Linked DNA regions of Mus musculus: region 2 is linked to region 1. The links are chromatin loops, found by intact Hi-C in ENCODE. Cell type or tissue: heart. All regions are shown on one strand. Links, peaks and the distances in the headings refer to the core of each region. The heading gives the core; the rest is flanking DNA.

Region 1 (15,824 bases), core at 4,878-12,877:
GCAGGAACATGGTAGCATCCAGGTAGGCATGGTGCAAGAGGGGCTGAGAGTTCTACATCTTCATCTGAAGACTCCTAGTGGAAGACAGATTGCCAGGCAGCCAGGACAAGGGCATTAAAGCCCACCCCACAAGGTTACACCTACTCCAACAAGGCCACACCTCCCAACAGTGCCACTGGGCTGAGCATATACAAACCGCTAAAGCTTCCCAGGGTGTGTATGGGATGTGGCAAAGGCTGCCATTGGTTTTAGGATTGTAGATTCAAAAGGAGATAACTAAGGCAATTTCTTGCCATCAGTAAACAAAATGCGTCTGTGTGTATGTGTTTTGGGGTGGGGGTGGGGCACAGCTCAAGGCCCCACAGTAATTAGTTCAGGCTGTCTAGAACAACAGCAGCCAGAAGACACTGGGTTATAGAAAAGAACTGTGGAATTAAATCCACCTATATACTATAAGATGTATTAACATCAGAATGGAAGCCAGTAACAGTTTTGCATTGGGGACATGGGTGCTTATATTTCCATGGGAAAAGATACTATCAAAACTTATAAAGATTAAAGTAGGAGAGTCTCCGGAAAACCTTGGTCACCGATCCAAAAAGTGCTTATTTCATTAAAAAATATCTCTATTATAGTTTTCCACTACACCCAGCATAATTAATGGCTTAAAACAGAGGGAAAAATGTAGTGACAATTCTGGAATTTTGGTTTCTTTAAAAAAAAAAGAAAAAAGAAATAGCATAAGAATATGTTTTTATTTTAATCCTGGGTGTGAGATATGGGGCTGCTTCAGATTGTCCACAGCAACTGGCTGTGATTTGCCTCGTGCTCTGGTAGGGGCATGATTCTGCCAGCTGCAGATAGTTTCTGTGGTTGTGTGACGTTTGGAATTCTGGGGACTTTTCAAAGGGTATATAAATGCTAGTGGTCTGGGAGGCGGGTGGTTGTTGGTGGGTTGCTGGTTGAATGTTGTTCGTTGTTGCCTGTTGTTGATTGTAGTTTGTTAAATACTCTCGTGCACAAAAAAAGAAACAAGAAGTAATCAGATATCCTGCTGGCAAAGATCAAACTTGCCCCAAGGAACTCAATCCCCTAATCAGCAGGAAGTAGTCTAACAATAATAATGACACGCCTTTCCATCCTGACTTTATTCAGGGATCTCTTTCCTTTCCTCTCTATTTTTTTTCTCTCTCTCTTATCTAGTGTTAGGTGGCTGAAAGAAAAAGGGTGAAGACGGGTGGAAGAAAGGATTCATAAAGTAGCAAAGACAAGCTAAGCTACAGGGCCCCAACTCTATTTGAGTGACAAGGACAACCTCCTTATTCTACCTTAAACTTCCAGCCTAAGACTGCATCCCTCCCCACAGTCTGGCTCCGGGGTCACAGGGCCCTGAGGTGCCAGAGGTAAGCAGTCAAGTCTCTATGACTTCTTTCCCATTATCCAGAAGCCATGGCTAGTAAAAGCAGTCAATCAATCAATCAATCAATCAATCAATCCAACAACCAAAAAAAAAAAAAAATCCAGACCCGCCATGTCTACAAAGGATAAACTTTTGTGGAAGATCAATTTACTCAGCGTGGAGAAGTGGCAGCATATGCTTAGTATGTTCAGAGATGTTCCTGTGTTTACTCTGTGGGCAAAACCATCACCCTTATCTTGGCTTCATTCACACACACAATGTGACTTTTTTGTTTCTACAGGACCCAATAGATGTTTGCCATTTTTTTGTGAATTCCCACCTAGGTCTCCATTTTCCTGGGTCCTCAATGAAGATTTGCCTATTGCCTGTTGTTCCTGCGCTGTCCTGGATTACACAGACCCATATAGACAGACAGACAGACAGACAGACACACACACACACACTCGTGGCAAACCCATGGGGATTTGTACCTAAGGTAACTCACATGCTGCTCCCTGCGAACAGATGCAGATGATGAAGGGCAATCAACCTGCACACTACCCTGACTGTCCCCACAACTCCTGAAGCCCCAAAACAAGGATCGTGATTTTGTTTACCAGCGGGATACAGTTCGTTACAGAGTGAGCCAGAGAGACCTTTACAAAAGAATTGTTTCCAGAAGCCTGTAAATCATAGCCTTACTCTATCCATCTTGACAAATGTCTTCTCTTTCCATTTGGATGATGAAGAGCGCACCTGATTCAGGCTCTGCTGACAGGCACTGTCCTCAGTGACAGGTGGCATATTCCTTAGGGCAGGAACTAGAGAAGCAGTGGACACCCACTGCTGTGGGAACCCTCCTGACACTGTGCCTGCACTTCTCCACTACTTGTTAAAGCATATTGCTTTAAGGAGACCAAAAGAAGCTTGGCTAGGTAGCACCAACATGTTGGATGTTGAGACTTCAGGCACCCACAGCTTCCACATCCGGAACAAACATGTCAGTGTGAATGATGGCAACTCCCCCAGTTTTCTGTTGTTTTGAGACAGAGTCTCACAGTGTAACACGTCTCGGTCTCTGAAGTGCTGGGATCACAGGTCCACGCTCAGTTTCGACTCCTTTAGTTCTAAGATCCCTGATTTTAGGCCTGTATGAGCCTCAACAAGTTACATGTCTTACAATTACAGTCACTTGACTTGCATATTGTATGATAACCACCATTATTACAGACACAGCCATATTTTCACTTCACTGTATTTTAAGTCACCTTTAGAGATCATTTCTAGAGTTTTAAACGTCAAATTGAGTGCTATTTGCTAAGTTTAAGGACCACTAACAATGTTCTCCATTACTTTGTGCATCTAATTATTCTGTGCTATTTTCCATTCATTTTTCTCCCTATCCAGAGTTCATCTCTAAGAGCCTCAGCTACTGAGTAGTGTTTATCTATTATCAATGGAAGAGTTTTCCAATGAGACTCACACCTGGCCAAGGGCCGATGGAGATGGGCATTATTAGGGGGAAGTGAGCAATGCACTGGGTTTAGGAGCACACACCTGCATGAGCATGGCCCATGGGAGGAAGGTCTGTGAGGTCAGTTGCAGGCCACCTAGTATATAAGTGGATGTCCCAATAGCTGACCAAACCAACGCCCACTGAACACTTAGAACCTCTCTCTTCCAAAGGGAAACAAAGTGTGGTATGTGGGAAGCATTAGATGGCAGGATTCTTGACTCTCAAAAATACCATGAAGTTTCACTGGTTTCGAAAGAAAAGATCAGACTAAAAAAATTAACTGGTCCAGGTGCCCTTCACTATGAAGGAGAAAGATTCTCAGACGAAACTGAGGCATTGGCCATTGGTGGCTCCGCAGGGAAGTATAACCTGCCCCCGCTCGATTCTGCTCACAATTGCAGGCAGCATGGCGCCCTTGGCTGGGGCGGGGGGAGGGGGTGACTCATGTGTGCAGAGGCCAGTGTGGGGTCTGAGCTTGCATCACAACCATCCTAAAAGCCGGACAGCGACTCAGGTGACTTACATTTTAGCAGTCATTTAAAAAGTAATTGGCTTCTTGAAAGAGAACAGGTTTTAAAAGTTAAAGTTTCACTAAAAGCATGTACTGCTATTGGAGAAATATCATAAAAGATATCTTTAATGTGACCACTACAACATACAGTGAAAATCTATGTACAAGGTGCGGCTTCCACCCGGCTGCCCATGCTGACACAGCACATCTTCAGCCAGGCAGCCTTAGTCACACTGCACATTGCCCTCAGCTCCTGGGTTCTTACATTCTGCTTAGTAAATATGGCTCAGCAAGCACGCCAACAAATCCTCTGCAGCGCCAAGACTGGCAAGCACACACAGTGAGGTGTGCACATTCACCATTTCACCAATAAATACAAACTCAGCAATCCAATCCAGTTCCCCCGAGTGAGGGAACTGCCTGTTTCTGCTGGAATACGGCAAAGCACTGCTCTTCACAGTGGGACTCAGGGCGTTTTGTATACAAAGACAGCATGTTTGGGCCAGGATAGAGTTTCTTGTTAAAGAGTTTATTTGCCTTCACACGTGGGTTGCTACATACATTCACAGCAGTGATGGGCTGCAGTTGGGTATTCCAGTTGTGCTCCGACAGACATCCCAGCTCTCATCCTGATCAGTGAGCCAGTGCGCCTGCTGACTGGTTCTCGGTGGGAAGTCCACAGTGACTGGGAGGACCCTTAGTCTCCATTTTCATCACTGGCTTTCTCGGGGATGGCTTCTAGGCTCCGGCGTGGCTTCTGGGCCTCGGAGTTTTCAGTGCCTGGTTTGTTCAGTCCACAGGAAACAGCTGCAAAGTGGATCTGCTTCAGGTTCTCCAGGGTCTCATTCTTAGCATATTTCAGAAGATCCGCTTGCCCCTAGAACAGAACATGGAATTAAACAGCATTAGACGGACAGAATGTTGCTGGACACCCTCACGGCCATTCTGCAGACATATAGGCGTTGTGATTCGGCAGAAGAGAGGCTTGGTTTTTATCGTTACCACATCCGAGGAGGTCGATTTTAGTCAGAAGGAGACGTGTTCACCACCGCACTCCACAGTCCTCTGCCTTTCTGCATTTCCATGTAAGACGTGAACACATCTCTACTACATTGCAACTATTCTCTAGACTGTTACACCATATTTTTCAAGGATGAGACTACGTAACCAATCTTGGTTGTTCCTTTTAATATTCGTTTTAATAAGTAATAAAAAAGTGTTCAAACTCATGAGCCTCTGGGACCATTTCACATTTAAGGTATCCCATGCAAATAATAAGCCAATTGCCATGGTAGATCAGTGGCATAGCTGCCTGAAAATTGTACAGGATACTGGTGACATGGGCTTTTTGAGTGTCTCCTGCTCCTGTAAGTAACTCCAGTAAGTCACTGGTTCTTCCAGCTGCACTTGAATCAGATCTTTGGTTCATCGCCGCCTGTTTGTTTGCCTGGTGGAAAGGGGATTCCGCATAAAAGGCCATGTAGCAGTATGAAGTCAGAGAAGGACACACACTAGTGAGTGGTCCCGTGTGTCTAGTTTGTGCCCTTTCCCCAAACTTACCTGCTGACTTACAGTATCAGAACCAGGAAGTAACATTTGTCCAGTGTGCCCCTTAGTTCTGTTACTTTATGTATACGGATGTGAAAAGGAGGCAGGAGTGGGGCACAGTGGGTCACTGTCTAGTCTGAGCTGATAATGGCTCTATGCAGTTTGTCTACTCTGTCAGTCTTGCCTCTGGAGGCTGGGTGGCCTTGTGCAGCTTAGGGTGCTGAGGAGCACTGCTGCAGCTCGAACACATCTCCTGTTCCTCGCTGACAGGTCTTCCCACTACACTCCTGCCTTTTCCCCCTACTCTTTCTTTCTTTCTAAGACAGGGCCTCATGTAGCCCATGCTGGCCTTTAACTCACTATACAGCAGAGGTTACCCCCAGATTCCTGATCTTCCTGTCCCAAGCTCTGGGATTCTGACCATGTTCTTGGTTTCTTACTCTTCTTGTTCACTAATCTGGTTGGGCATTTTCTCAGTTGACGTTCCCTATTCCCAGATGACTCTAGTTTGTGTAAAGTTGACATCACAGCAACATAAAACAAACAGAACACAGTTCCAGGCATTTTATTAATTACTTGTTAAATTTTCAGATAATATATATATATAAGCAATGAACCTGTGAACTAAACAAGTCTCCCCCCCCCCCCTTGTTATTAGCTGCCCTTCTGTGTTAGTGCACTAGCCAGGACTTCTAATGCCACGCTGAAAGCAGGTGATGTAACTACAGGACAGCCCTGATGTGCTGCGGATCTTTAAGGGGAGCTCTGAGACTCTTACCACAGTGTCACATCAGCTGTGGGCTGTGCAGATGTTCTTAGTGGTGTTGGAGTCCCTCCTTCTTACCATGAGGACTAAGAATGGGCGCTGGATTCCATGTCAGATTTCTTTTCTGCAGCTACTGCTATAACTGTGCAATGTTTCTTTAGCCTACTGATGTGACATATTACACAAATTAATTTTTTCAAGCTGAGTCACCTTTGCATATCCAATATAGATTCCCCTGTTCATGACATATACATTTTTAAATTTTACCTATATCCATGAAAAATATTGGTTTATAGTGTTTTTTTTTTTCTTGCAAAGTCCTCTGCTGTAAGTATTAGGATAATGCTGGCCTTATAAGACTGTTTTGGAAGACTATACTTTTTGAGGAATTTGTCCATTCTCTATACAAAGTTTGTGGGCACAGAATAGTTTATGATATTATTTTGATATCCTCAGACTGTCCACAGGATCTGAAATCCTTATATGTTCCCCACTAGTAATTTTTGTCATTTTTTCCCCCTCAGCCTAGATTGTGGCTTATTGATTTTATTATGTTTTTTTTTAACAGCTCTTTGTTTTGTTAATTTTTAAAATTCATTTACCGTCTTCATTCTTTGGTTACTACTTGAATATTACTTTTGTTACTGAAGATTAGTTGGTCTTTTGTGAAAACACCTTCTATGGCTTGACATGTTCTGGACTGGGCTCCTGATGCCTGCTTTCTCCCTCCTCAAGCTTCCCTTCAGTTCGAGCACCCTTGTTCTCAATGTCACCTGAAGCAAAGCCCCAGTGTCACCACCAGCTCCCTGCCTGCCCCTCCCCCGCTGCCCCTGTAAGATGCAACTCTGCAGTAACTTTGAGTCAAGCGCTTACAGCTGCATCCCTTCTCACTGCCCCGCTGCACTCTAAGCCACTGCCATGTTTCTCTAACCACGGGACTGGAACATTCCTTATTTTCCCTTTCAACATCACAGCCAGAGAGAGCCAACTATGACCCAGCCATAAAATACCTTCTCTCAGCTTAAAACCTGTCAGTGGCTCTGCAGTAGCTCAGAGTGAGGGTCAAAGTCCTTGTTGGTGGCCCTGTGACACGCCCCACAGCTGGCATTCTATCCCCATATCTCCTGCCTTGTTCACTTGGCCCTCACCAGTCTAGGCCACTAAACATGGCTCACACACAGCAGGTCCTCTTCATGCAGGCCTTCCATGTGCAGAGTGAACCAGAGCTCAGTGCTCATTGCCTGGCCTGACCTCCTCAGGCCATGACTCGTGTGTGTGTGTGTGTGTGTGTGTGTGTGTGTGTGTGTGTGTGTATTTCTGATCATCACTAGATCCTCTTAGCCTAGCACATTATATGGTAAGTGGTCAGCAAGTGTCTGTGGAATGGAAACAAAGTACAAGCATGCAGGCCTCCTCCAGAACACCCGGCTCTGTCCTTCCTGCCTGTAACTATGATTAGCAGACACTTTATTCTATGGGCACACAATGAGAAGCAGTCTAGGCTTTGTGGCTTGCTCTTCTTCAGCACAGATGTACCATGGTGATGAAAAAGAACTTTAAGAACAAAAATTCCCGAAAGACAGAATAATGTGTAGTAGCAGGGTTCAGGGACACTTTTGTTTCCCAAGTTCAGAGGGCCATTATGGCATCTGAAACAGATCCTGTGTGCACCCAATCACATGCATGTGGCAGAAAACTTAGCCTCAGTGGCAGCACGTCTGAGCACGGCAGCAGCTGAACCTGGCCCGATGCTGTTCTGTGCAGTGTCAGAAATAAACTGTCTGAGTTCAGCTTCCCAGTGAGAAGGAAGAGGGATCCTGAGGAGCCAGTGCTGGCCGAGGTGTGCTCACAGGCCAGTGTTTCACACCTGTAAAGAGCAAGGACTTTAACACTACTGCCACTGACAAAGGGTGACTAGTTTTGAAGCCATCTGGAGGCTTTATAGGGTTTTTAGTTGAGAAATCTCAAACTGTGTTCAGTTTCATAGTCTGTTTTGAATTGTGTGACTTACTCTGTTTGGGTTTTATCTAGAAAGAACTCTAATACATTTAGGCCAAAATGTTGAAGGTTCTCACTTTGGCCCACAAAGCAACCTTTAAAAGTAACTGCTGCAGAATTCTACCAGACTTCAAAGATGAACTACAACTGATCCTTAAACTCTTCAAAAAGAGAGAAACAGGGATCGCTCTCAAGATCCTCCTTGAAGCAGGAACATCCGAATACACAAATGAGGGGAAGACACGTGAGTCAAGCGTCAGACTGGGCTCCCTGCTGAACGCAGCTGCAGACATCCCCAATAAATGCTAGCCATATATCAAAAAGAACATCAACCATGAGCAAGCTGGCTTTGCCCTGAAAATGCAGGGTTTGTTAAAAATAATAAGTCAATAAATACATCATATAAATGAACTTGAAGATAAAAGTCACATAAGCATCTAAAAATGGCTAAGACATTAAAAATGTTTGTTATGCTTAGCAATTAGGGAAATAAAAGTCAGAATAACTTTGAGAGTTCATCTTACACCAGTCAGAATACAAAGATCAATAAAACAATGGCCAACAAATGCTGGTGAGGCTATGGAAAAAGAGGAGCCGCATTCACTGTTGGTGAAAATGCAAATTGGTGTAGCCACTCTGAAAATCAGTGTGGAGAACCCCAAAAAGTTAAAAATAGGCCAACCATCCGACCCATTTATATAGCCCTTGGCATGTGCCTCAAGGACCCAACATCTTACTGCATAGACATTTCTCACAATAGATGGGAAATGGAAACACCCTAAATGGCCTTCAGCAGACAATGAATAATGAAACTATGGGGCATATATACTACAGAATACTATCCAACTGTAAGGAAAAGTGAAATTGTGAAACTTACAAGCAGAGGGACCTAGAAATGGTTACACTGAGTGCTGTTTATGGTTTATAGCCCCAAATCTTCAGATATGATTATACAACATGGAATAAACACAGAGACCAGGATTGCATAAGGGACTGCAGATGTCAGAAGCAGGGGAGCTGACAGGAGTGACAGGGTACAGGTGATACAAGGTGGGGAATGGACAAACAGCTAAGGGTAGGAATGGAGGGGGCAACACAGAAGGTAGATGTACCAAATGGAAGTTGTTTATTAGCGCAATGAGTCATACGATTTTATAGTCTCTAAAATTTACAATATGTGTGTATATATACACATGTACATATTCTATGTAATTTTAGGTAAATATATAAATAACTTGATTTTCTAGGGCCTTTCCAAACATCTTTGGTATTATTGGCACCTCCTCCCTAGGGCTTCTGGCTAAGTGCACAAAAATAAACTGCGCTGACCTTCTTATCCCCTGGGAATGCGGAGAGGAACACAGATGACTGTGGCAACAATTCCATCCACTTCCTGGAGACAATGCCAACTCGGGCTGAGGCCCTAGGGCACTAAAGCCTAGTGAAGGCAGACAACTGTCCAGGGACATCCAGACCTAGCACATGTGTTAGCATTCCCTCTAGGCTCTGCCCAACAGTTACCTGGGAACAGCCAGGTAGGCTTGGCTTCCTATAAAAGGGGCTGTTTGGCCCTTCCTCTCCCTTTGAACTCTCTGCCCCTTCAATCTCTGACCTCTTTCTCCATCTCTCCTCTTCCCCCTCTCTCTACATGTTTCCAGCCAGCCTTGTCTCTTCTCTCCCTTTCCCTGTCTTTCTGTCTCTACTCTCTTCTCAACTCCCTTTCCCATGCCCTAAATAAACTCTATTCTATACTAAACCTGTCTTATGGTCTCAGCATGGGCCTGCCGAGGCTCCCCTCCCACCTCACCATACCTCACTATACAAAACATATCCTGGCCTTGTTTTTTTATAAAACACAACAACATATGCCGGTCTCTGCCGATTGACTATATCTGTATGCATCTAATTTTCCCAGCACAGAATTGGGTTTTGTCTCTCCTCAAGAGACCATTTGTGTCCCTCTGAGATGATGACATGCAGTATAGCTGCTATGCTATTTCTCATCTGAGTATCTTCTGCAATACAAACCAGACAACTGAGACTGCAAACCCAACACACATCTTCTGATGGGACATTATATAGCAGGCACTCACAACCATGGTGCCTCTTAGTAAATATTTTCTGGTCACTGCTGCAGGGGACGGGAGACTCATCTACAAGTGAGTCTGCTTCAATTTACTACTTCATAAGCATTGAGAAGCACAGCCAAATGGCCAGACCTCCTTAGAGAGCTACGAACAAAACTATGGAGACAGGACCAGGTCAGTGGTTGACAGGTATCGGGGACATGTGGGGAGGACACAGAGGATGTTCAGAGCACTGGAATAAGGTGCAGATCCTGTGTGACACAGTAATGGACACAATCAAACCATGAAGTCATGCGACTTAAATGTGTACGATCAAAAATGCCTTTTATGAATGGTAGGCTGGCAATGGGACTTGGGGATAGAGTGCTTGTCTAGCATGTGTGTGAAGCCCTGGTTCAGTCTCTAGAACTGAAAAAGGGTGTAGGGGAACAATGGGAGCACGTTGCTATAGACAATACAGATTGTTCAAATCTATCCTACCCACAACACTGAGGGAACCCTAGCTTGCATTATGGTCTTTGAGGAACCATGGCATGTCAATGGAGGCTCTGCAATGACTGCAAAAAGCACATCACTCTAGTGGGGAGGATGAAGAGGTGATACATGCAACAGGCAGGATGTGGGACACCTCCCAACACTGCTCTCAACTTTGCTATGAACCTAAAGATTGCAATAGAGAAATAAATGAACTTTTTAAAATGTCGTGAGAACTATCTAATGCGCCCTGTTAGTGTTTTACGGCTTATTTTTATGTGCATGGGTATTTGGCCTGCAGGTATGCATATCTTTGGGCCATGCGTGTGCAGTACCTACAGAGTCCCAAGGGAGGGTTGGTCACCCAGAACTGCAATTACAGGTAGTTGTGAGCTGTTACATGGGTGCTGGGACGCCAAGCCGGATCCCCTGGAAATGTGGGCAGTTCTGAGCCACTGTTCCAGCTGTCAGTACATTTCTTTCAACCACAATTGAAAGTGGCTCAGAAGGGCTCTGAATTGTAATTACCAAGTAACTGAAGCTATAAAGCCTACATTATGTCAGAGACAAGACAACAAAGCCTTCTGGGAAGGCTAGCGACTGTTCACTGAATGACGACCTGGTGTCAGTGCTGTAGTTGGCCTTTGTACAGACTGCTCATGGCAGTTTCATGACTATGAAGATGGTGCTCTTCTGGTCCTGGTAGCTAGGAAGCTGAATTTAGACAAGTCAGGGACTTTGGACAAGACAGAATATAAACAGCAAGTTACACTAGAATATAACCCACTTTCTAAGTGTGTGCCTTATGCTCCCTTCAAGTAACCATAGGGCTTGAACCCCACTCACTGAATGCAGCATCGTGAAGCACATAAAATAGAATTTCGACCATTTCTATGTATTCAGCCTATGCATGCTTCCCATGATGTAAATACTGAAACGGAGAATTCCATCTCCTGTGTGTTGAATGAGCAGTGAGTGAATGGGAAGGCAGGGCTATGGGAGCTCTGGCTATGGGCTGTACAGCATCCCTCACCATCCTTTCTCGGGAAAGGCTAAAGCCGAGCACTATAATCAGAAAGGTCTCCTATTGGTCAGGCTTACTTCCAACTGAAGTCTCACTAAACCTCACACTTGAAACAAGATTACCCAACATCAAAGTAGCCTTCAGCTAGAGCACCAGGACACATGCTTTTCTACAGGTCCTGAGACCTGTCTAAATGTGCCCTGTGTCTTCCGTCCCATGGCTTTCCCCCACAGGCACTTGCGGCTGTGCACACAGGGCTGAACGTGCATTGGTAGTGAAAGGCGGGGCTTTCCCTCTGCCCCGCTTACATCTATAGCAGCTCTGCAAGAGGCAGTGGAAGGCACTGGGGAGGGATGAAAATAACACCCTGTGTTCTGGCTTCAGCTGCTTCCCTCAATCTAAGGAGATCGCTTACTGTATGTGCAGGTCTTCATCATACAAGAATGATGGAGACTTTGTTCAACTTTGTTCTGGAGTCTTGAGACTCCCACCACCACTTCTGGTCTCTATCTAATCGGTAGTTATCCCTCAACTTACAAAAGCGCTATAAAATTTCAAATTAAGAAACCAATTTAATTTAAATCCAGAAGAAATGCTGTTCTCCCAAGTAAACAATGTCCTGTTTCATTCACCTAAGATGGAGGTTCCTAGGCAGCATTGCAGAGGAGGAGTTTGAGCTGGGCCTAGAAAGGAGAGCAGGGAAGGAACTTGGCAAGTCCAAAGACTTTCGGGAATCATGACTTCTACCCAGCTGTCCCCGTGACCCCAGGAAATATTACCACCAAGCCCAGCCATTGCTGGGCACCATGGTATCTAGACTATAATGTTTTCTAAACTGGCTCTGACTCATGCCCCTGTCATGGATCTGTCATAGGGAAGGCAGCCTCATCCACTGACATTCTGGTGACAGGTTGGGAGGAGGCTTCAGGAGCAGTTGGACCACGGAAGTGAGCCACAGCTTGGACCCAGAAAGCAGGAAATCAGGGAGAGCTTCCAGACCAAGATCCAGGAGGAAAGAGAGAGGGTCTGCAGAGTGAGGAGTGCTCAGGATCAGCTCTGTACCTCCGACAGTACTAGGAGAAGCAGCACACACAGGACCCTTCCCCCACGCACCTTCTGTGTGAGCACACATTTGCTAAGATCACTGCGCACTGTAAGGTCTTGGGGGATATGCTGTGGTGAAAAAAGCCTAATGATGAACACTGGGACTGTCGGGTTTTCTGAGCCACTCACACACTATTTAAATAGAAAAGTAGCTTCCAGTCAAGTACAGCTTCTCAGAAAAGCTGGCAACATATGATCTCACTTGTAGTACAGTCACTAAAACAGCCGAGAATATCTAGAGGAAGAGTCATCCATGGGCCACCACATTAAATTTTAGAAAAGAATTGAGTGACAGTCCTCAGGTTTCTAAGGTAAGCACTGTGCCCAGGATACATGAAGAAGATCTAGATCATGTCTGTACAGACACAACCTGGTTTATTGACTTTTTTTGGCAGAAATCTTATGTTCCCAGGGAGAATAAGTCTCTAATTACTTTTGGAGTTTCCCTCTCATCCTTGTTTTCTGAAGGCAGCCAGTGCAGGGCATGGGGGGGGGGGCGGGGGGAAGGACCAGCTGGGTATTTCATCTGATGACGGCTTGGGCTGTAAGCAGCTTGCTTTAGCCTGCCACACACACACACACACACACACACACACACACACACACACACCCCAAGCTCTTAGGTGAGATGCCAGCCAAGTAAAGCCTGCTCCATTTTCTAAGCCATGTGAGCTCCCAATGAAGCAAAGCCTTCCCCTGGCCCTGACCACCACCACATGGATCAGGAAAACCACCCAGCTGAGCACAGCTAATGTATAGAATAATGGGGGGGCTAAGCCCCCAATTTTGAGGTAGATTGTTACACAGCAACATGAAACTGGAGCTGCCAGTGAAGGCATCCATCTTTTGGCTACAGGGATTAGGGCTGGGTAAGAACTAATATGAGGAGGCCTGTCACTGTGGGACTGCTGGTCTAGAACTAAAAGGCTGGGCTGAGCCAGCAAATACCACAGGGTACACTTACTACAGAACTCATGAAGAGCAGTTGCAGAAGACCAAGGAGAGGCCGAGCTATAACACAGTAGGAACTGCGTGAACAGGAGCTAGCTAGCCATGAAGAATGGAGAGATGCCAGAGCTAAGCCAGCACAACCCTGGAACTAGAGGACACAGATGCTCTCGGTCACCAGGGCTTCTGACAGCTTTCTGGCCCTCTGAGGCAGGAATGCAGTGTTTTGATCCGAGTTCCCTGTGGTCTCTCATGATTTCCTGTGAGTGCCAACACTTTCAGCCGGTTCTCTGCCAGCTAGTCTTGGTGAATTTCTGTTCCTGGTAACCAGCTACACCAGGACTTTTCCACCTTGAGATTCTGCCATCAAAAGCACAGCAATGAACATGCACGGTAACTGTTCTCAGGGAGAGATTACTTCAGTGAGGAGAGAAGAAAGATCGATCAACTCCTCCCCACAGTGCTGGTGGGAAATGAGCCACAGAAGTCCCTGCCCACATTCCTGATACAGAGTGAAACCAATAAGAACACAACCAAGTTAAAACCACAGCAGCAGCCAGACTGCGCAGGAAGTGGCCAACTAAGGAACAGGGTCCTGTTGCACAGCTCCGCCAGGCTGGCCTCCTGCTCAGGTCACCTAAGAGCTGCGACTGCAGGCATGTGCTACTGCACTACACTGAAGTTAACAGGCTCATAAAGCTAGCAGTAGCTACTCTGAGAAGCGATAAAAATACAGAAAACTCTTTCTTATACTCGACCGAACTAGGGAGGGACACAGTTAATGATGGTTCTTGTATCTTTTGTTTATAGAGCGGAGGAAAAAAACAATTGGATAGAAAGAGAAGAGACAAGTGACCCTGGTCCAATTCAAAGCTAGAAAACCACTGTACGCACGCACGCACGCACGCACGCACGCACGCACGCACGCACGCACCACCACAGAGAAGCAGCACCTGAGTATCTGAGAAGGAACCAAGAGCAAGAGGTAGCATGTAATTCGGGATGGCCACCAAGGCTGGAGCCTGAAGCAGGGTGGCGGCGGAGCTCCGCACTGATTGTGAATGTGGGACATAGAGTAAAGGCAGAGGCCATACGGGTCTAGGAGATGTGAAACGGAAGGGCTGGTGTTGTGGCTCCGCAGTACAGTGCATGTCTAGCACGCAGAAGGCCATGTGTTCTGTCTCCAGCACCCATCCCATACTGGACATGACTGACAGCAAATGTTATGTTTCAGAGCAAGGCAACAGTGCTTAAATGTAGAAATATTGCTTACAAATATCATGAAATTTAAAACAGAGAAAAAGATTTTAAACATATATGTGTCTTGTGAAACAGTATCAAAACATACATACATACATGGGTGAATGTACACTCACACACATAAGCATACACACACACACACACACACACACACACACTCCAAGAATCTTAACAAATCCTAAGAAGAAACATAACATCATGATAAGACCTGCCATCGGGGGTCTGAAAAGATGACTTAGATGTAAGAGGGGTTGCTGCTCTTGTAGAGGACCCAGGTTTGACTTCCAGTATCTACGTTGGGCAACTCACAACTGCCTGTATCTCCAGCTCCAGAGGATCGAATGCCCTTTTCTGTTTACGGGTACCAGCATACATATGCACACACATGTATACACACACAAATAGAAAGAAAGTAAGTCTCTTTAAAAAAAAATACACCACCATTTAAGAAAATTATAGCTGGGCATGGTGGCTCACGCCTTTAATCCCAGCACTAGGGAGGCAGAGGCAGGCAGATTTCTGAGTTCGAGGCCAGCCTGGTCTACAGAGTGAGTTCCAGGATAGCCAGGGCTACACAGAGAAACCCTGCCTCAAAAACCAAACAAACAAAAAAGAAAATTACAAAAAAGATGTTCACTCTCCTCCATTCACTAACAGAGCTATGCTAACAATTTGAAGTGCTGACAAACACTTCAAGTCCATCAAACCAGCAGCACTAAGGCCAATGTGAACATGAACGTGGGTTGTGTTGCTGCTTGCACACTGTGTTGATGGTTCCACATGAGGTCTGACACATAGTACCTGTGAGGTGCATCTGGCTTGAGTTTGCACTCAGTGTTCACCCACTAAGGAATAAACATACGAGGACTTGTATGTAAATGCCCACAGGAGCTCTGTTCAAGGGAACAATGAGTAGAACACCAAGATGTTAATAGACCTGGGCAGGACAACCACAGATGCTTTCTTCTCTCCATATTTCAAACCCATTTTCAAAACTGGAAAGCTAAATAAGCAAGAAAAGATTTAAAACAAAACAAAACAAAAAATGAGGAAGAAAAAGTCACCATGGGTTAGGAGTCAAGAAAACATGGCCTGAGGGCTGGCCAGTTGGAGTTAGGAGCAGCCCAGATGAAACATATTGAGTAAGAACTCGGGGTTATTGATGGGAAAGTAGATTGTAATAGCACGG
Region 2 (15,824 bases), core at 1-8,000, 49 kb before region 1:
ATGACTTCATTCTGGTTTCCAAAGAAGATGAGGGGCACCGTGCCAGGGGGGCCTTCTCAGGCCAGGCCCAGCCTCTTCTCACCCTCAGAAGCACATCTGGGAAAAGCCGAGCCCCAGCCTGCTCCCCACTGCTGTTCTCAGACCCACTGATGGGCCCAGCCTCAGCCTCAGCCTCCTCCAGCAACCCCAGCTCCAGCCCCGATGATGACAGCAGCAAGGAGTCTGGCTTCACCATTGTGAGCCCCTTGGACATCTGAGCACAGGGCCCCACTGGCGGACACCCTGCTGAACCAGTGTCTTTTTCCCAGCATGCATTTGGCATTGGTTCAACCCACTGGAACTCTTTACAAAAAGAGGCAACTATGCTTCTTTCAATGCACTATGTTTACCAAAATGCAGATAGAGGTTTCCAGACCCTTACCTGACCCTGTGACCCTTGTTCCAATTAGGGCCAGGTCAGGTCCCCAGCTCCATACCCACTGTCAGACACAGCAGACCACATCAGAGCCACATGTCTTCCGTCCCCTCCTCCCCAGCAGCTCTGCCAGTTTACACTCAGAAGGAAAAGTTGGTTTCACAACTTCCCCTTATCAAAGCTTCAGCCACAGGGAACTTGTTGATACTGAGTGAATCTGGCAGGCAGTCTCACTCCTGCCTTGGAAGCCCAACATGCCACACAGAGGGAGCAGAGCGGGTGGCTCCCAGGGCTGGAGTCAGAGTGAATTGTAGGAGCAGGGTTTCAGATTAGGAATCAGATTCTTGTTTGACACAAATACAGTTCTGGACCCTGGGCTTCCTAAGCTTCAGCCACCGCTGTTCCTCCTTGAACAACTGGATTTCTCCTTCCAGAGTCCCCACAGCCGGGAGTGCAGTGGCTCCACGCCAGTCTGCTCTGAGATGGTTTTAAGAGTCACAGGGCTAACATCCTTGAATTGGAGAAATGTGTCCAGAGCTCTCCGGTCAGGTCTCTGAGCATGTTTAGAGCTACAGTGGCCTGTTAAATGAGGAGCACAGAGGAAAACCACATTCGCACAACCCGGAGTCAGACCTCCTGGGAATTAGACCTGGAGTTCCTTCTGTGGGAGCAGGTTTCCTGTAGAGCGTTCCAGGTACCACAAGATACAGGGCTCCTATTCAACCCCCAACACCCTATTCTTGGAGCTCAGCTGTAAACTCTGCATCCAGACACTCCAAGGATGGGCCTGCCTGCCTCGGGGCCCCTGCCTGGGCTGGGTATACATGAGACATCTCCCCGTCTATTGGCCGAGTACAGAGCTGTATTGGGCACAAAGCTAGGGACAGTGGAAATGGTGGATAGATGTAGCATCTGTTAGATGTCACCTCTGCCTTCTGTCCTCCTCAGAGAGCAGCTGGGCCTCTGGGCAGTGCCCCACCCACTAATAGCATTGTAATTCTCTACAGACAGGAATGCTAATGTCAGGATGCTCTGCAGGCTTCTTAGCTGTACTGCATAGCAGGGCTGGTGGCTCACTCACATGGTGGCGGGGCTCAGTCATGGCCTCATGAATTCTACCCCCTGCCTCTGACCAGTCTTCTCAGCATTCTGAGGAGCCTGCTTGCATACATGTCCCATGAAGCTGCTCTGTAAGAATCAGGGCCACCATCCATCCCTGCTAGAAGGCTTCCAGCAAGCATTCCACTTAAAGCCTTGACATAACCGTGTCAGTACCTTAGATCTAGTGTGGGAAGTATTGACTGATCCATCCAGGTCTGGGACAGTGCCGGCCATGTCTGTCACTGCTGAGCCCTGTCCCCAGCATCTCCTTTGCGTTGAGAATAAGGTCAATAGATAACTATCACTGGCTACCCACCAGGCCAAGAAGATGATAGGCTGACCCATTACTGTTTGAATGGACATTTCATAACCCCTCGACCTACCTGCCCTGCCCATGCCCGTGATGTGCCCCGCTCCTGTGCTTGTGTGGGTGCCACATGAGAACCCCAGGTTCACACTGAGATGTTTCTATGGTCCCTAGGCAGGCCACTCTCTCCTTGGAAGAACCAAGGATGGAAAGCTCTTCTCTAAGTGACTCTATTCTTCGTTGGTGACCATTGCTTCCCTTGGTTACCTACACTGCTGGTTTGGGATGCATTCCGTCCCTGTTATTTTATCAGGTACTTCTGTCTAATTGTACATTTTAAAGTCCTGGATATATAGAACCTTTTTCTTTAACCACATGGTAATCATCAGTTTTAATCTCTCACATTTTGATTATAGCAGCTAATACAGTTTTATACAAGCCAAGCCTAGATTAAGCCCTACTGTCGTCTGCTTTTTTATACACATTTCTGTGTTTCATGCAGTCCTCTCTGATCAGATTGGAAGTGTGAAGTAAAACATACCTGTGTGCCACAGAGGGTCGGTTCAGTGCCTCGGTTCAGTTCTCGAGAACTTCCTGGCTTAGCTTGGCAAGATGACCTTCTGCTCTGCACTAACTGCAACTTGAAGTGACCACACTGCTGCTGAGTGTAACTCTGGAGGGCAGCTGCCTCCCCGGAGCCCAGTTCTCGTAGGGGTGAATCTCCTCCGCACGGGTTGGCTGTGCTGGACAACCTTGCCAGCCATGTCTTTAGTGTCAGAAAGGCTGGACAAATGCCAAAACTCTAGTATAACCTGCTGTTCAGTACAGGTTGCTTTTGCTTGCTAAAAGCTCTCCCAGTGGCCACTAAAGACAAAGCGGGGAGCACCTGTGGCCCTGCACCGGCCAGTGCCATCTCCCTTCCCCACCCTGGAACTGCTAGGAAATGAGAGCTGGGGAAGAGGCCATGTGCATGGAGAGCTGTGGCGGCAGGCTCTTCACAGATCACATGGCCTCCTCCATGCTAGGCCCAAAAGCTGCTTCTCTCTTGTTGAAAAGAGGTGTCGTTCCTATAACCAGGCTGGTGTGGAAGTTTTCCTTCGGTGCATGAGGCTCGGCTCATCTAGTTGATATCCCAGCAGTGCCAACAATGTCCTCACGAGCCTTGGTGCCGGAGCTCATACTGATGTAGGAAATGCCTCCTTGGCAGAGCGAGCCCACTTGATGTGTACTAATAAAGGACTACTGAGAACTGGGATCACATCCACTTCTTCCAGTCACATAGCTCTGGGGTCCGGAGAGCATGGAAGCGCCTGGCCAGCAGGGCTGGTGTTGGCCATGCCTCGCCCTCACTAGCATTTCCTTCCTTTACAGCATGGGCAACCTTCATAGTCTCCTGAGACTGCTTCCTAACCGCTAAGACACCAGTGCTTCTCACTTCTCACCCCTTGCTGTCCCAGGGAAGGTTATGGAATGATGCTCCATTTCAGGAGTAGTCATGGCTCTGGAGGAGCTGCTGAAGGAAGAAGCCTCCCTCCCCCACCCCCACCCCCACCCCCACCGCCCCCACCGCCACCCACAACAGTTCATGAGCAGTCACTTACCGTGTACCCAGCCCAGCCAGCCAGTGGACACAGCATGTCCCAGCAGCCACAAGCCGGCTGACCAATGCTACAGGAATTTCTTCCTACTTAGCTCTACCTAAGAGGATCTGGGGTCTGAACCTCTCACTTCTACCTCAGGAACATCCTAGGCCAGTGCTAGCCGTTCCCTGGGTTTCCTGTCAGATTGGGCTCCTGTCACAGGCTCCTCCCGTGTTGAGCCTCCTCTCCATCCTTCCTGCTTCTGGGCTAAAGGTTGAGCCTGGCTTGAAGGGTGAGTCCTTCAGGCAAGGCAGGGCTGCCCTAGTTCAAAACACAAGAGCAATTACACAGGGCTCATCCATACCCAGGACAGCCCCTCTACATGGGAGGTTTTAACCGAGGCCTATCCAGTTGCCAGCTGGCCTCTGTGGCTGACGCCATGTTGGAGTGGCTTCTGTCCCTCAGAACACTTTGACTCTGAAGTTTGCATCTGCCAGCCAACATCCTCTGAGGTATCTGTGCCGCTGGGCACTTCTGAACTTGGAGCACATCTGCTGTAGGAAGGACTTGGCATCAGAATGCAACCACACATGGAGGGCTCCTTCCATAGCTGCCCATGTGTGTCTATGGAGAGACATGTCTGCGTCAGGATGAGGCGCCCGTGACAAAGGGAGCCCAGATGAAGGCTTCCATCCTGCCTAGGAGGGGCAGGAGTCTGGTGTCAGGCACCTGCCCCCATGTGGTGAGCGGTGGGGACACCTCCTTCCTGCTCAGGAAATGCTCTGCACTGGTTTTGTGGTAGCCTCATAGGTTCTATTCTCCCCCAAAGGTACTTGCTGTGGAGAGTGGCAGTCCTTCACTAAGCAGTGGAGCACACTCAGACCACAATGGTCATGGGAACCCAGACGCAGGATTCTGCCTGTGGTTAAGGAAACTGAGGGGAATGGAGCTGTAGTGGGGGCCATCTTCCTGTGAAAGAACTACAATGAAGACCACCATGCAAAGTTACGGCCATTCACCTCAACCCTCCCACAGCATCCTTGACCTCAACATGGCATAGCCACCTCCTTGTCCCTTCCCTTGGTCCACACCCACTCAGCTGCCCAAGCCAAGCCCTGCTGTCCTTCAATTTATTCATTGTAAATAAGGGCTAATTGTCCTTATCCCAGTCTGCTAGGTGTGGCCAGTGAGTGTCCTTCAAGTCTCCAGTTCACCCCTCCAATAAAAACAGGAGTAACCTCTTCTTCATCCCATAGAGTGAGCTCTTGCTCCAGCCTACCTCACATCAAAGCTACACCCGTCCAGCTTCCTCTCCTTGATCCCTGCTCCCCAGCCTCCACCTTAGAAGTGCCAACCTGACCAGCCAGGCAGCCCTTAGGTGAGATCCCTTTTGGCCCCAACCCGCATCGCATCCTGAGATCTCACAGTGTGGTTTCATTTTGACCATGCTACAGTTCGCCCTGGGTGAGCCAAGTCTTGACTGAATGTGTATTGCTGGCATAGACATTGCCAGGTTATGAATTCCAAGGCCTCAGGTGGCAAAGACCTGGGTGAAGCACTGAGGAACGGCAAAGCTTTCCTCCTGAGTCCAAGCATCAGTGGTTATGTTTTGCAGCGTGTGCAAAGATGGTTATAGCCTGAACCTGCCTCCAGAGCCCTCCTTCAGAGACTAGATAACTCCTCCCCTCTGTGCTGTGCCCAGTAAACAGTTTCTGGGTGGGGCAGTAGCCTACTTCCAACTTTACTCTGTGGGTGTCTGTGTGTCCTCTGTTCCCTTGCTTCTGTTAGAGTTCCAGGACCCAGGTCACACAAAACAGGGCAGGCCTTGTAGAGCAAAGGTATACAACCAAGTTCTTTTACATCACAAGCAGACTGACAGGTGGAGGTGGCTTTAAGCTCTGGGGGTGGATAATTGTGCAGTGGTGGTATCTTCCTCCCATGTCCAAATTAGTGAGACTTATCTCCAAGCTGTCCTGAGGCTGCAGGTCTTCCTCGGCCTTCCCTGCTGCTACTGTGTGTATTCATAGCAGAGTTGGTCACCACGTCCTCCTTGAAACCAGGGCCCATATCTTAGCTGCTACTATTTATTGAGGATCTGGCATTTGTCAAACCCTGCCCAGAGCTGAAGACTCACCATGAAAAGATGGATCTCTAGCTCTTTAGAACTTACAGTCTAGCTAGAGAGATGTAGGGCTTAGCAGATGAGCAAACGGGGCATAGGCAGCAATGATGGGGTAGAAAGGCCACTGTCATTTTCCTCCAGCAGGAACATGAAGGCCAGAGGCCTGGAATGGAACCCAATGTCGGGAAATGTTAGCGTCTTTCAAGCTTGCCTGCCTCAGTCACCCTGGGGATGCCCCTCTCCCAGTTAAGAGGGACACTGTGGACAGTAGCTCTGGAGCCCATTTCTCCATCTCAGGCAGATGCTTGGCTCCCTGCAACAGTACTGTATGTGGTTACATCCAGTTGTCACCCACATAGCTAACAGGGCAGGTACTTTATGTCTGTCTTGGACACTGCTCAGCCCTGAGGCCCACCACTGACCAAGGAAGCCTGGGGTAGCATAAGCTCTGAACTCAAGGCTCTGCAGAGCCACGGCAGCTTCTGCAGCTTCAATCCACAACAGCCTGCACCAGAGCACAGACCCTCTGGCTGGCCACCTAAAGAAGGAAAATGCACTAGAGAGAGGGCTCAGTGGTTAAGAACACTGGCTGCTCTTCCCAGGTTCAATTCCCAGCAACCACGTGGCAGCTCACAACTGTCTGTAACTGACCAGGGGACCTGACACCCCTACATAGGCATACATATAGGCAAAATACCAATGCACATGAAGTATAAATAAAACTTTTTATAAAAATGCAACTGTGTGAGGCCTGCAGGGTGGGGACGAGGCTGCTGCTGGCTTCTCAGAATCCTGTTTCTAAGAGATTCAAAGAAAGCCTGCGGCAGGCACTGCAGAGAGGGTAACCACAGGGTCACCTAGAGGTGACCAAGCAACAACCAGCACTGTGCCTCTCTGAGCTGCTCCGGGGTTTCACCATACAGTATAATTTTAGAGCCACCTCATCTTGGGGTTTGGTAAGCCAGGAAACAGTCCACCCTCCACCCATCGTGAAAGTAAGACGTCATCTTCCTCATTCTACGGTGGCTCCATTTAGATTCCTTTTATATATTCACTATCAGAGAAAGCTTCTACAATAGTAGGTTTCCAAGTGGCTTTGCTGTCCCTTGCTCCCTACCCTCCTTTAACCTGGCCTCTCATTTACTTCTCTATCTTAGGTAAGGTTTCATTGTTGTGAAGAGACACCATGGCCAAGGCAGCTCTTACAAAGGAATACATTTAATTGGGGCTGGCTTAGAGGTTCAGAGGTTCAGTCCATTATCATCATGGCAGGAAACAGGGAGGCTTGCAGACAGCCATGGTGCTGCGGAAGGAGTTGAGACTTCTATATCTTGATCCGAATGCAGCAGAAGGAGGCTGTATCAATGAGTGTATAACCCTGAGCATGTATAACCTCAAAGCCCACTACAGTGACATGCTCCTTCCAACAAGGCCACACCTACTCCATAGTGCCACTCCCCATGGGCCAAGCATTCACACTCATGAGTCTGGGCAGGAGGGTGGGGTGTAAGGGGGGTACCTAGTCAAACCACCACACCTATTATTTTAGTTTCCATTTTATCCCTTTATGATACTGTAGTCTGTTTCCCCTTCCCCATCTAGGTCCATTCAGTATCAGGAATGGGTTATATATATATTTTTTTAAATTATTGGCAAAAAGGGTCCCATAACATTATCCAAAACATTATAGACTATTCCCAATGGTTTTGGTTACTGTCAGATCCAAGAGAAACTCCATTTCCTCAAATTTCAAAAGACAGAAGGGATGTGTGTCTCTACTCACCCCGTCCTTTACCCCAAACTCCCTCACGCTCAGTCTTCTCTCCTCAGCCACTCATTCTTCTTAGAACCTTCCTAGTTCAGATATAATCATTCATTCATTCTTCCCCCTCTCCTCTCTCTCTCTCTCTCTCTCTCTCTCTCTCTCTCTCTCTCTCTCTCTCTCTCTCTCTCTCTCGTTTTTCTCCTGGTTTTTTTTTCCATGCCATGTCCAGGCTACTTCTTTCTCTCTAGGCTCTTCCAGATGCATTTGGCTGTTCTTGCTCTCATGTCTAAAATAAAGCCTTAAATATACCATTGCATGGTAATGTCACCAGTTTATGCATCTGGTGCCAAAAACCCAGGAGGCACAAATGGCCCCCTTTCCAAGGGATCTAACTTCTCCTAATTGAGCCAAGCTGCTGAGTTGACTCTCCTAAGGTATGGATCATGTGTCTCTGCTGGTTTCTGCTACCCACCATATTTGACTACAAATTCTAGAGTCACCTACCTCTTCAGCCACTTCTTCTCTCAACCCTCTATGCTTCTCCAGGGCATTTCCGGCTCCTGGAGCCTTCTACACTCTCCTGGGCATGTAGAAAGGCTCTGTCTCTGTGCCAGCACTCAGGTATGTGTCACCTTGGAACTGCCTGCCCTGTCTCTGTTAGCTCTTGGAACCCATTGCTGCTGCAGAAGCCATGCTAGTATATCAGGCAGCTTCTCTTGCTCTGCTGTGTACCTACTGCATGGAAAGGGACACTCTCCTTCCTAATCTGGGACATTTCTCTCTGACAAGTCTCTTGATCTTCTTTGGAACACTCTGGCTGAAGTTCGTGTCAGCAGAACACTTACCCTTCCTCCCACCCTTGCTCTCCCTTTATGTTCTCTGCTCTCTCCTAGAACTTGCTCTCCCCCCCCCCCCCCCCCCGCTCTCAGCTCCTGCCTGCAGATTCCTCACCTTCACCTTGGAGCAGCCTGCTCTGTCTCTGTCTCTCTCTTTCCTTGTTAGCCTGTTATCTAGGACACTTCTCTACATCCTCTTGGGCCTCTAAGATATGGACCCCTCCCTCTGACAGAGCTCCTGTTCCTGACCCTTTCCCCTAAGCCTCCCAGATGTCTGCTTTCCTGCTTGCACCATCACTGAGCTGGCTCCTTCCCTTTCAACCTCCTTTGTCCCTGCTCTCGTCTCTGCCTTCTTCGCTCTCGGTTTGCTCTGTCCCTCACTCTGACCACTGTTCAGTCCTCAGAGATCCAAGTGTCTTTTGGGCATGGATAATATTGTACAGTGTAATGCTGCTCTCCATTCTATAAAAACCTGGCTCTGGAGTGAAGACCCTTTCTCTCTAGACCAGAGCAAGCTTATTTAAATGTTTTTTCTAAAATCTCTGTCCTGGATCAGGCAGGCTACCTGACCCTACAGGAAGAAGGGAAGTGAGCCAGGATAGGCCAAAAAAGGACACTTGAGCTTTAAAGCAGCTAAAAGGTGAACTCTCCCCAGTAGGGATTACAGCTGCTTAGCTCTTACTCCTTTTTGGTTTTATTCAACTCTAAATACTCTCTCTCTTGTATCTCTAAAACCTTTTCTAAACTAAAAGTTTTATGTCAAGATGTGTATCTCAGGATTTGTAAACTCATGGTAAATTCATTGGTTGCAGTTTTAAAACTTCTATAAAATCTTTAACAAAAAGTTGGTTTAAAACTTCTAATAAAAAATTAATAGTGTGTGGGGGCAGTGTGATCTTAATTTGCTACTGCATATTGTATATGTACCTTGGATTTAACTATTTTTTTTTAGAAAAAATGGATTAAAGAAAGAAAGAAAGAAAGAAAGAAAGAAAGAAAGAAAGAAAGAAAGAAAGAAAGAAAAGAAAGAAATGGATATATGCCTGATTGGCTTACCTTGGAGTACATAGCGACCACGTGGCTTGCAGCCATTTTTTACTAAAGCTAAAGAGTACATGTCATGTGACTTCACCACTATCATGAATAAAATGACCATGTGGTATAAATCAACGAAGGCAGCACCTATAATACTGAACCCCAGCTTACCGTATCTTCTAAGGAGACAACAGCAAGTCTCCAAGATATTTTGGATTCAGATAGATTTTTGTATGATGATTTTTGTCCCGAGAATAGAAGTTTTAGATAATGAACTATAAGACTCTGGTGAGCCTTAGCTTACCAGGGTCTCCCTGGGTAAACCACACAGAGCCAGGAATCGATGGAAAAAGCAAGAGGAATTTATTGTTCCAACACGTTGGGGTCATCCTACACTCAAAGGAGAGATGGCGACCCACCTTCCCCCACAGCCTGTTTGGTCAGTCTTTATACAGTTTTTCAGAGCAGCAGCCATCAGGCACAATGTGATTGGTAGAACAGTGTGACTTTTAAATTGATTGGTCTCTAGGGAATGAAGTGGCAATGTGTGCCCTGCAGAATGTGTTTACCTGGTCTAGGCCTCCCCCACCTGCAGGTGAGTCAGTTCTGCAGAATGTTAGCCTTCCCCTACTGGAGGAGAGGGGTCTGGTGGAATTTTCCAAAAGGTCCTGAACTGACCTTTTCAGAACAACATATACTTGCTGAATAAAATATGTTTGATTAAGATTCATCATCTCCTGAGGTTATAATGGTCTACTCAGGTTATATAAACTGGCATAGAGATATATGCTTAACTACTTTGCTATCTGTGTTCAACACAGAGCATCTAAAACTTTTTAGATAGATATGGTAAATTTTATAGATTAGGTTTTATAGATAAGAAGATAGTGTTTAAAACACCTAAGGACTATTCATGCTAACAGAAGCTGGCATGAAGGTGTGTGTCTAGCCCCTTTATCTCTGCTAACTTTGCTAAGCTTTACTTATTTGGATAGGCTTACTCATTTAACAAACTGTGATATTCTGTAGAGCTATACTAGGAAAGGATTGAGAAAGAAGGTTCCCAGTCCCTCTGTGGATGACATTTGTGGCTTAAAGTTATATTTTTATGGTAGAGGATCTTCAATTAAATCTTCCATTCAAAAATTTGAGGCTCAAACTTAACAGGGATAAAACTATAATAAAATCCTAATCTTATAAAAACTACTAACTTGTAAAATGTTAAAAGTGATACAGAAAAGCAAGTTATTGGTCTTATAAGTGATCAGATTCTTTCACATGCTCAGAATCATGCTTGTAGTTATCCTAAGTACAAATGTAATTCATTCACAGGGGCAAGCTATAGTCTTCTGTATATGCTACCATATATATACTATCAATGTTACACCAGAAGCATGTAACTAAAAACAAAGTTTGTTAAGAATCATATATACAGAACAGATTAGATGGTGACCTTCAAACCCCTCAGAGTTATATGCTAAGTGTGGCCTTTGGTAGCAGCAGCTAAAGCTATCTCCAAAGAAGACTCCACCTGGATAATGCTAACCACTGGAAAAAGAGCTGTCCCATGCCTTGTCTGCCACCAGGGCCTTGCCCAAAACTATGGACACTTTTGAGTTGACTTATCTACTCTACCTTGTCAAAGTAGGTCAGTTTTCCTAAGTCCCTCCACCATAGAAAAATCTCTCGGATCTTCTGGATCTGGCAACTGAAGAGTTAATGGTGCCCATTATGACAGCCAAAGACTTAAATGTTGCCCCATGTGAGCCAAAGACTGAAGATCTTTACCCCCAAACAAGGCCATAGAGGAGCCCAGGATGGCTGTCCCGGTAATGTATAAATTGTCATTTTAATTGACACAGAGGCAATTTTAATTACACTTGCTGCTCAAATGTATCCTTCTCAGATCCCCAATAGTGTTGATGGCTAAGTGTAGCTGTATCAGTTTAGCAGCAGCAAGTTAACCAGTTCCTCCCCAAGTCTTCAGGTGCCTGGTCAGTCCATTTCATATGTAAAAGTAAGACTTTGCTACTAGACCTCCTACTGAGAAAGGCAGACTCAATGGCTTCCCACAGAGATAAACTCACAAAGCTGGTTTCATTGTAAAAACAAACTCAAGCTACTGTGGTGCTATTAGTAACAAAAAAGGCTACTTTGTACTATTCCTTTATTAAAAGAACTTGCTTTTCAGTCACTGCTCTCAGTAATCAACTAGCTTTGAAGTTTCCAGATTGGGGACTGGGTATTGGTTAATATTGGTTGTAGGCGCCACTGTAGAAAGCGGCTCACCAAGATGCTAAGCCTTCATTTTCCCAAGGAGTAGAGGGGTTCAGCCTTCTTCAAAAGGACTGACACACACACCACCACCCCCAGCTCACTCCAGTTACTTTATTCAATCATTACACAAGATGAATTGGGGCTGGGAACAGCTCCAACTACCAAAGTTATCTTGCCCTTGCTGCAGACAACACATGCAATGCTCAGTCCCTTTTGACCATGGCTAGCCATAACCAAATGTGAGAACTCCAGGTTTGCCAGGAGTGTCTTAGGACCAAGGTCTGTGCAGCTGTAAGCTCTCACATGGCACCAAGTGCAACTCACCAGGGAGACAACATTTTTTCAAGGTTCAAACAGTCTTAAAACAAGTTCTCAGCTTTCAGTGGTTGACCCAAATATAGCAAAGGCTTTGCTGATATATTTCACTCAAATCCAGACACAAAGGCTTTTCTATACATGTCACTGCACACTTACATCCTGTGGTAAATAATAAATAAGAGTTTAAAGTTTATGTAAGTAAGGTAATAATTTAAAGTGTGTAAATGCATGTTGTAAAGAACTAAAAAAGTTGTGAGGTTCTAAGAAAATGATTTGAGGAATGGAAGTGCACATTGTAAAGCTCTGAGGAGGTGATTTGCATTTAAAAATGAGGCTTAAAGATGATTCATGATGTTAAGACTTCAACAGTTCAGAAATTGAACATATTAATTAACAGGGTTCTGATAAGCTATTAATATAATCTTTAGTAAAGCACTGGCTAATATTAATATAGTCAGTCTTCAAAGTTTAAATTTCCTTTGGTTGTTTTCTAAATCTGTTAAGCCTGAGATTTGCCGGGGCAGGGGGGAGGAGACCATTTTGGGCCAAATTTGAAGTAAGCTTTAGTAAATATTAAATATTGACCAAGAGATGGACTTTGGTCAGGACCATTCCCCAGAATTTCCCAACTGAGAATGGCCTCCATCTCATGTCTTGTGTTGCAGGGGCTTATAAAGACAAACCTATAGGCCACTATATTTTGCCATGAGGCTTTGTTATTTCCTAAGAACTACAATTTCCAGCATTCCAAGAAGTTACTTGATTCCTGGGAAGATGGGGCTTACAGTTTAATTTTGAGCATTACAAATCTAGACTTAAAATTGGTTCTCTTGTACTGAACACATCTCTGTCCAGTCTATATTCATCCAGTCCTTTGGACAGAAGAAAGAAGTTCATGCTTTTAACCCAGAGCCTCAAGCTTTTGGTATGCTCAAAGGCCTTATTCTACTCTAGCTATTTAGAGACATTGTCAACTGCTGTTCCCCCAATGAGGATTTTAGTGCAAATTATAAACAGTGGTCATGCTAATATAACTAACGCTTTCATCTCTTTTTGTAAACTTTTAAAAAATTCATACAAGCTTGAGTCATGACTTCTATCTACCTCTCACAGGGCAAGCAGACTCCAGATAAAAATGCCTGCCAGTCAACAGCTTAAGCTTTCCCACCTACTGCATATCCCTGGTCTTGGAAGTCCTTCTACCACCACCCCAACTACCAGGACCACAGATCTAGAAAAATCGAATGTACACCCAAGATAGTTTCCCCTAAGCTCCTTAATTGTACCTTCTGTCCCTAGTCTGTATCTGTCCCAACAGATTCTTATTCCACGTACAGATACCATCTGGGAATCAACAGCAGCCTGCAAAATGCTCTAACGTGGCCTACAACATGCTAGCCCCAGGTTGTCCTGCAGAGCCAGTGAACCCTGCACTTGTTGAGAGACAAGATGTAAACCAGGACATCTGGGTGGAAGAAGGGATTGAAAATATACATGAGTTGCTAAAACTTCTACCTCCTCGAGGGCCATCTCTTTTGCAGAACTCTTTTTTGGTCTGTCTTGGTCCTATGCCTCTTACATATCCTTGGCCCACTGATCTCTATATTCTTTGTAATAATGACCATCCCCTGTCCTCACAGGTTACTTCAGGAAAGAAATAACAAAATTATCCAATGGTCATATTGAATATTGAAACAGTGCTTATGAAAAAAATTTCCTCAGGTCTCCTGCCATCCCCTCCTGGCTTGAGCTCCTGCCAAAGCAGCATCCTAAACTTCTTCAGAGTGTCCAGCACTTCACCAGCTCAAGATGGTCCTGCAGAACCTGGACAGCAAACCAGATGTCTTCTGCCATTACCTGACTCCCTTCCCTACTTCCAGTCTTTGACCATCATTCCATCCTTCCTGGGTCCTGACCAAAATTTTCTAACTTCAGCCCAGAAGAAGTTACAGAAGAGATTATATCACCCTTCACCATCACCAAAAGGCTGAATTGCCAGAGACGTTGAAGCTCTCAGCCCTATAAGAAATGTCTTTATTATACTCCTCCACTCAAGACTCAAGGATCTATACAGAAAACAAGCCAGAAAGATTGTAAGAGCCAAAAATGATGGAAGACTCCAAGAAAACTGTTTTCCCGTTGAAGAATATTTAATCACACAATGAGCCCCAAGATAGTGTATTTTTACTGGAAAACCATATTTCTAGTGGTAGTGTGTCTCAGCCCTAGCACAAACTTTTAATCCAAGAGCTTTCTGCTTGAATAATGGGGTTACAGTATTGAATATTGAAAACAGGCACAACTACACAGAGAAATCATGCCAGCTGTGGCAAACTGAGAAGCCACCAAGTTTGGAAAGCCACCTGAGAAGTCATCAAGGAGAAAGTTAAGGGTGGGGATACCATAATAGAAGGCATTAGAACCCTGTATAGTGAGTGCTGCCTTAGATGGACTGAAACTAGATGCAGAAAATGAAACAATAAATAATTTAGTTGAGATTGACATAATACCAGTTATAATTGCTATCAGTCTGGTAATTCATATTTTATCCTTAATACCCATAGTGGTTTTCTTGTGTGTATGTAAATATGAAAAGTGGATTGATAAGATAAACGTCTTAAAGACTTATACATGAAAAAAAGAAAAACCTACTAAAGAGGGGTGATCCAAGATTGTTAGAAAACCAACATTAATTTATCCAGCTACTATACAAGAACTATCATTAGATGATAGGCACCTCAAAGGTTATGAATAAGTTAAATGGAATCCTATGGAGATTTTAGATTTGAGGAGATTCAAGGAAGAAATTATTTCATATGGTATGCATTTACCCTATGTGAAGCAAATATTAATTTCATGGGAAACTCAGAACAAAATTATGCCCTAAGACTGGAAAGATTTGACAATGGCAATATTGAAAGCCAGTCCTTAGCTACAATGGCAAACATGGTAAAAAGAGAAGCTAGGGCCATAGAACAGCAACTTAGGGCTAAAGATGTTAATATTTCTCAAGGTCAGTTGCTAGTCAAAGGTCAATATGCTGCACTACAAAGGCAGCTTGAATTTGATGATCACACCTTGGTGCGAGATTATTTTCCAGCTTTAAATGCTTAGGATAAGGTTGAAGAATCAGGAAAGGGGTCAGAGTCATTTACTAAAATTATACAAGGCCCAAAAGAAGCCTTTACTGATTTTTTTTTTTTTTTTTTGCAAAATTGCTTCTGAAAAAAAAAAATCCAAAAAGGAGATTCTGTTAATTATCTAAGATATAAGATAGATCTACAGAAAATTCAACCACAGAAAGCACAAATCAGGAAAGATCAATTACAAACTCTTAAAGATTTTCAAAAAAATTGCCAGAAGATGTTAACTAGCTATGGCCTACAATTGTTTTAACTTCTCAAAAGCTAAGTAACTTACTTCAAACCTTACAAGGTGATAAGAACTTAAATAGTCAAAAAAATTATCAGTTGAGGCCGAGCAAGAACTGGCTCTGGTAGAAAAGAGATTACAGGATGCTCATGTGGGTTGTTTGGATCCAAGGCTTGACTGTACTTTAGTTATTTTGCCTTCTACTCATTCTCCCATAGGAATTCTTAATTCAGAGAGAAGAAAACATCTTAGAGTGGGTATTTTTAGCTCAAAGAGTAAAAGATTAAAGACCTATGTAGAAATGGTTTCTGTATTGATCCTGGATGGAAAATGAGACTTTGTCAATTAGCAGGAATAAATCCAGCAGAAATTGTGATACCTTTTTCTAATGCTGAAACTGTCTCATTATGGGCTGAAACTGAACCTTGGCAAAGAACTTGAAGTATTTTTTTGAGAGATTAACAACAAATATCACAAAAGCAAGAGACTTCAGAATATGGAAAAAAACTAATTAGATTCTCCCTATTATAATAAAAGGGACACCAATTTCTGGAGCCCCTACATTCTATACTGATACAAATAAATAAGGAAAGGAGGGTTAAAAATAAGTCAGGGAAGATAAGTGATATGGTTCAGAGCCCTTATGATTCATATTTTAAAAAATCAGAGCTGTATGTCATTCTTATGATATTATTA

What was found. Hi-C counts contacts between places; a loop is a spot of excess contacts. Peaks named below come from ENCODE experiments on the same cell type or tissue, not always from the same donor. Only the 100,000 strongest peaks of a DNase experiment are listed, where the experiment ranks them.
Region 2: a loop joins it to region 1, with 2.5 times the contacts of the local background. A loop is called at or near these places in 2 of 42 quality-filtered maps.

The regions. Positions count from the first base shown.
Region 1 is chr17:50,676,191-50,692,014 of GRCm38, reverse strand. Plcl2 (phospholipase C-like 2) reads right to left here. Exons shown (of 6, transcript NM_013880.3): 6 at 3,521-4,303. The coding sequence ends at 4,124. Among named protein-coding and RNA genes, the nearest start is that of Gm41598, 110 kb to the left of the region's middle. In heart, for the core only: no CTCF peak of the experiment used is centred there; a DNase peak (open chromatin) is centred at 9,144; H3K27ac peaks cover 881 bases.
Region 2 is chr17:50,720,378-50,736,201 of GRCm38, reverse strand. Tbc1d5 (TBC1 domain family, member 5) reads left to right here. Exons shown (of 22, transcript NM_028162.4): 22 at 1-3,075. The coding sequence ends at 257. Among named protein-coding and RNA genes, the nearest start is that of Gm41598, 63 kb to the left of the region's middle. In heart, for the core only: a CTCF peak has its summit at 4,138; DNase peaks (open chromatin) are centred at 21, 111, 591, 5,131 and 3 weaker places; H3K27ac peaks cover 1,224 bases.